2 separate regions of the Homo sapiens genome follow, and region 2 is linked to region 1. Evidence: read pairs that join two places in POLR2A ChIA-PET (ENCODE). Cell type or tissue: PC-9. All regions are shown on one strand. Links, peaks and the distances in the headings refer to the core of each region. The heading gives the core; the rest is flanking DNA. Region 1 holds the start of AVL9 (AVL9 cell migration associated). Region 2 has its middle 99 kb from the start of AVL9.

What was found. ChIA-PET counts read pairs that join two places held together with the same protein. Peaks named below come from ENCODE experiments on the same cell type or tissue, not always from the same donor. Only the 100,000 strongest peaks of a DNase experiment are listed, where the experiment ranks them.
Region 2: POLR2A ChIA-PET joins it to region 1 with 15 read pairs; 13 of 35 experiments call an interaction of 5 or more read pairs at or near these places.

The regions. Positions count from the first base shown.
Region 1 is chr7:32,493,736-32,496,645 of GRCh38, forward strand. AVL9 (AVL9 cell migration associated) reads left to right here and starts at 1,754. Exons shown (of 16, transcript NM_015060.3): 1 at 1,754-2,067. The coding sequence starts at 1,975. It also overlaps a transcript of LSM5 not described here. RefSeq lists enhancers at 1,268-1,477, 1,551-2,349, 2,350-2,910 and a silencer at 1,568-2,217. In PC-9, for the core only: no CTCF peak of the experiment used is centred there; DNase peaks (open chromatin) are centred at 1,686 and 2,206; H3K4me3 peaks cover 2,319 bases; H3K27ac peaks cover 1,853 bases.
Region 2 is chr7:32,593,456-32,596,365 of GRCh38, forward strand. It overlaps the pseudogene DPY19L1P1. Among named protein-coding and RNA genes, the nearest start is that of AVL9, 99 kb to the left of the region's middle. In PC-9, for the core only: no CTCF peak of the experiment used is centred there; no DNase peak of the experiment used is centred there.

The DNA of each region.
Region 1 (2,910 bases), core at 273-2,772:
TCACCATGTTGCCCAGGCTGGTCTCCAACTTTTGGCCTCAAGTGATCTGCCCGCATCGGCCTCCCAAAGTGCTGGGATTACCAGCATGAGCCACCACGCCTGACCCTCTTTTTATATATATCTTTTTTTTTTTTAGAGGAAATCTCGCTCTTGTCCCCCAGGCTGAAGTGCGATGGTGCAATCTTGGCTCACTGCAACCTCCACCTCCCGGATTCAAGCAATTCTCCTGTCTCAGCCGTCCGAGTAGCTGGGATTACAGGTCTAATTTTTGTATTTTGTACTAGAGAGGGGGTTTTACCATGTTGGCCAGGCTGGTCTAGAACTCCTGACCTCAGGTGATCTGCCTGCCTTGGCCTCCCAAAGTGCTGGGATTACAGGCGTGAGCCACCACACCCGGCCCTTATATACATCTTTAAAAGGTGTTCAATTAGACAGTAATTTTAGCCATGCCAATTGTGGAAAATATCAAGACAGGTTATATCAAGAAAATATTAATAGTTAACACATCACACAGCTGACAGCTCAAAACAGTTAATATATTAAGAAAACAGTTAATATATTCTGCATACAGGGAGCAATATAGTTTTACACAGTTTTCTTAGCCAATGCCAATAATTTTGTAATACAGAAAAGAAATGTATAGCAGCATCTTGAAAAATGTCTGCAGTATTAGCATTAAAACAGTTCTACTGAATCACAGAAACTAAATTTGATTTAGGAAGCCTACTGTTTTTCTCAGCTATGGTTAGATTAGAACAGAGCTCCTTACTTTTCAAGACCAGAAGTGCAAAATATCACAGTTACTGTAGTAATCTCGAATTCTATTTGAAGCAGACACCTATCCTTTAGGTTATTTGAAAACTGTCCTAGATAAGACTTGTTAAATCTTTTCTATAATGCACTTTAAATTGACATGAGATTCACTGCTTAAAAAAGAATTGTAGTACAATCAGTAAAGGAATTAAAAAACCCTGGTGACAACAGAGCCCATATATTTTGTATTGACCAGAGTACTACACCCAAAATGAGATGGAATGAAAAGAATATTCTTATAAAATCGCAGGACTAGAATAATCATTTTACACGTATCCAAGTAAACTTCCTTTGTTGTCAAGGATATTCTGTTTCAGGTTTTAAATGCGTCTCAGATTCCTACACATAATATTTAAACGAAGAAAAAAAAACTCTAGAAAGAAACAAACAAGAATTCTCGAGTAAGCAAGTAATTTAAAGGCTGAATACACAGATACGCAACCTCACCAGTATGCTCCATGTTACTACATATTTAAGAATAAGGACGGGGGCCACAGAGGCAAAGGCAAGGAGGTGAAGGAATCGGACACTCGGAGAGTGAACCGAAAAGATGTGAAAAAGCAAGGAAAACAGAAGAGAAGAGGGAAGTGGGAAAACTTTGAGGAAAAAGAGAAGGCAAAAGAGAAGGAAGTGCTTTGAGATTGAATCCAGGGAGGAAAAAGCAGGTGTGCCACGCCGCACCTCCAGGTCCCGCGGACACCACAGGCTCTGCAAGCCCAGCCGCCCGGGTCACGTAAGCCCCACCCCGCCGCTCCTCGTCAAGTCCCACCCGGACCCGCCCTCCCCCCGCTCCTCCCCCCGCTCCTCCCCGCCCCACAGAGTCGATCTCTCCTCTCCTAGACCCACCCCGCTCCCCCAGGCTCCACCTCGGCCTCTCAGACCCCGCCCCGTCAGGGCCCTCCCGGCCTTGCCCAGCCCTGCCTCGCCGGCGGCGGCCGCCGTGTCAGGTGACAGCCCGGAAGCTGCGGAAGCGGATGAGGGAAGGGCGGCCGTGGCCCTGGGGGCGGCGGGAGCTGCTTTGCCTCCACCGATCTCCCTGTGCGGCCCTCATGTGCTGTGCTCGCTGACACCCGAAGTCCGCGGCTTTCCGCACACGGTGGGGTCGTCAGACCCGCTGCCCTTGGCGGTCGAAGTCGTCGTGCGGGCCCGCGGCGGCCGCCCATGGAGAAGGCCAGGAGAGGCGGGGATGGCGTCCCCCGGGGGCCCGTACTGCACATCGTGGTGGTCGGATTTCACCACAAGAAGGGCTGCCAGGTGAGGAAAGGGCCCGCCCCCGCCCCCAGCCGTTCGGGCGTTCGCCCCTTCCGGGGCCCCCCTGCCCTGCTTCTGTGTGCTCAGCTCGCGTCGTGCAGTCCTCCCCACAGCGCCTGCGACCCTTCGCCTCTCAACCTGACTCCTTTTGCAGCTCCTCCCACCCGCCCCACATGAAGCCCAGCCCCCACAACCTCTTCCTTCTGCCCCTGAAAAATGGTTGAGCAGCGGAGGAGCTGGTTGATACGTGTAGGTTGTAGGTTTTTAACTTCTGCTTTGGTGGAGTGGGAGGAAAGCATCGAAGACCGGCCCCACTCTCTTCCCCGTCCATCATTGTCTCCACTGGCTTTCTGGGTGTCCACCTATAATGGGAGTCTAGAAAAATTCAGTGCTTGGACTCTGCTTTCAAGGTAATAGGCTCAGTGGGCTTGCATACTAATGCTTCAGGTAGCTTGCAGCACATGCAGCCTCCGTAGAAAAATCAGCTTCCTTTGTTTATCTGATGGAAGCCTTGGAATCTCTCCTGTTAGGTACGGTTGTCGATTGACTTTGCCTCCCCCTTCCCATTGGTCCTTAGTTTTGCTATTTCATCTTCTCCAGATTTTGCCTTTTGGTGAGAGATTAATCTCTCCATATCAACCGCAATAAGAGAAAGTGTATTACCAAACCGTTCAAATATAAAGGCGTTTTTCAGCAGCCTCACTGAATCATTAATGCAGCATCTGAAATGGAATATTTGCAATCTATGTATTGAAGGCAAGAGAACAAAATAGAAACAGGATTATTTAATGAGCAAGCAAACACTGGAAGGGAATGATGTCATAATGTGCTAGTGAACAGTAAATT
Region 2 (2,910 bases), core at 185-2,684, 100 kb after region 1:
TGACAACCTGGCAGCTGAAACCGTAACTTCCATTCGCCGCAGCCCCAGCAGAGTAAGTTAAGCTTCACTCAGTCTTGTCTTAACACAAAACCACTTGCTATGGGTGAGGGCTGTCTGGGTCCAGAAGATAACAGATTAGATCTGTACAGATACATGATATAAAGAAAGTGATGGGGCTGGGTGCAGTGGCTCACACCTATAATCCCAACACTTAGGGATGCTGAGGCACGAGGACTGCTTGAGCCCAGGAGTTTGAGACCAGCTTGGGTGATATAGCGAGACCCCTTCTCTACTAAAAATAAATTAGCTGGACATGGTGGCAAGCGCCTGTAGTCCCAGCTACTCTGAGGTGGGAAGATTGCTTGAGCCCAGGAGATCAAGGCTGCAGTGAGCTATGATGGTGCCACTGCACTGAAGCCTGGGTGACAAAGCAAGACCCTATCTCAAAAAAAAAAAAAAGAAAGATGAGTGTGTTGAGAAGTCCAGTAAAGTGCCATCATGGCAATCTTTTCGCTGGGACAGTGAGAGAAAGCTTCCTTGAGGAAGTGTCATTTGAGCTGCTGAAGTGAGGATGAGGCAGTGAAGATGAGAGCAGATTTTCTGTCCTCCGGCCTTGGGGATGGGGCCAGGGGTGGCATGGCCTGAGATGCAGGGGAGGAGCAGGTCAGGGGGAGTGAAGCTCTAGGAAGGGGAAAAGAGTGATGAGAGAGGAGAACTGAAGAAGAATACAGCCTGCAGGGTTGCTAAAGCCAGAAGGAATCTGAGAAATACAGAAACCAGCTCCTCCTGCTCTGCCCCTGGGAGTCTGTTTCTCTTGATGAGGCTACAGGGACTAAGGGAAAGAGTGTGAGGAGGGGGAAAACCCCTCTTGGCAAACACAGGAAAAAAGAGAAGAGCCTGTGAGGAGCGGTCTGTGCTGAGGACATGTGTGTGATGATGTGGCTGCCTTTCCAGGGGCAAGCATGGGAAGTACCTTCCACCAAGGAAGCTGGAAGGGTTGGGAAAGTGCAACTACCTTTATATCAATATCACAAACCAAAATGTTTTGAAAATAAACATCAGTTTTTCTTGGGGACCAAAAGATGTTTTATCCACTTGGAAGCTGCGACAGATTTCAAGGCTAAGCAGATGTTAATTAAAATCAACTATTTCATCTTATTTAGGTGGTTACATAAGTATACACATAAAGTCAAGCTGTACATGTAAGATGTATTTTAATGTTCCTAATCATTAAAAAAAAATACCCAATCATTTCAAAATGTAATTTACTTCTCAGGGAAGTATGATCAGTGGAAGGAATATAGCTTCCACTTTTCAGACACATCTTTGAAGAAAACTACAAATCCAAGAGGCTGGTGTTTCTGACAAGTAAAAATTCCGCATAAAATTGCCTGCATTTCATTTCACTCAATTTTGGCAACAATTAGCATCACTCTTTGCATTTGTTCAGGGCTTTATAATAAAGTCGGGATGCCATAAATAGGTCAACAGGCCTGGGTGGGAACACCAGCACCCACACTTGCTTGTTACTTGACATCTCTGAACCACACATTCTCCTTCAGTACAGTGGGTTTAAATGAGATGATGATGCATGTGTTGAGGCTGCACTTGTGTATCTTCACATTCGTCTATTGTTCATCATCCTCTATGGCAAGTGAACAGGGCTTTTTTCCTGTTTTATTTATCTTCAGAGCCTAGAACAGTGCCTGGTGCAGAGTAAGCACTTAGTGGACACTGGATGAATAGACCGATAGACAATTCTGATTTGTAAATGGAGAAGAAGGGAGATGTTTTCTTACTGGGAGAAGAAGCAGAACAAAGGAAAATGAAAAGAATGGCGTGAGTTCCTGTGGTTAGAAGAGAGGTCATCAGAAAGGAATGACATAATTGGATATGAAAAGGAAGTGTGAACTTATACATACTCAAACTGGCATTATGTCTAATATATGGTTGACTCTGAATACATATGCGCTATTACTATTTTTTTTTTTTTGAGAGAGAGTCTCGCTCTGTCACCCAGGCTGGAGTGCAGGTGGTGCAGTCTCAGCTCACTGCAACCTCCGCTTCCCAGGTTCAAGCAATTCTCCTGGATCAGCCTCCTGAGTAGCTGAGACTATAGGTGCACAACACCAAACATAGCTAATTCTTGTATTTTTAGTAGAGACAGGGGTTTCACCATGTTGGCCAGGCTGGTCTCGAACTCCTGATGTCAGGTGATCCACCCACCTCAGCCTCCCAAAGTGCCAGGATTACAGGAGTGAGCCACTCACCCGGCCTGCTATTACTATTATTTTTAATTCTTTATTTAATTTTTTTTTTCTTACAGACAGTGTCTCACTCTGTGGCCCAGGCTGGAGTTCAGTGGTGCAATCATAGCTTACTGCAGTCTTAAACTCCTGGGCTCAAGCGATCCTCCCACTTCACCTTCCTAAGTAGCTGGCACTACAGGCTCATGCCACCAGACCTAGCTAATGTTTTTTATTTTATTTTATTTTTTTTTTGAGACAAGAGTCTCGCTCTGTTGCCCAGGCTGGAGTGCAGTGGTGCAATCTTGGCTCACTGCAACCTCCACCTTCCAGGTTCAAGTGGTTCTCCTGCTTCAGCCTCTTGAGTAGCTGGGACTATAGGCGTGTGCCACCATGCCCAGCTGATTTTTTTGTATTTTTAGTAGAGATGGGATTTCACTGTGTTAGCCAGGATGGTCTTGATCTCCTGACCTCGTGATCCGCCCACCTCGGCCTCCCAAAGTGCTGGGATTACAGGTGTGAGCCACCGCACCCAGCCCTTTTAAATTTTTTTGTAGAGAAATGACCTTGGTATGTTGCCTCAGATGGTCTTCAACTCCTGGACTCAAGCGATCCTCCCACCTCAGCCTCCTAAAGTGCTGGGGTTATGAGTGTGAGATACCAC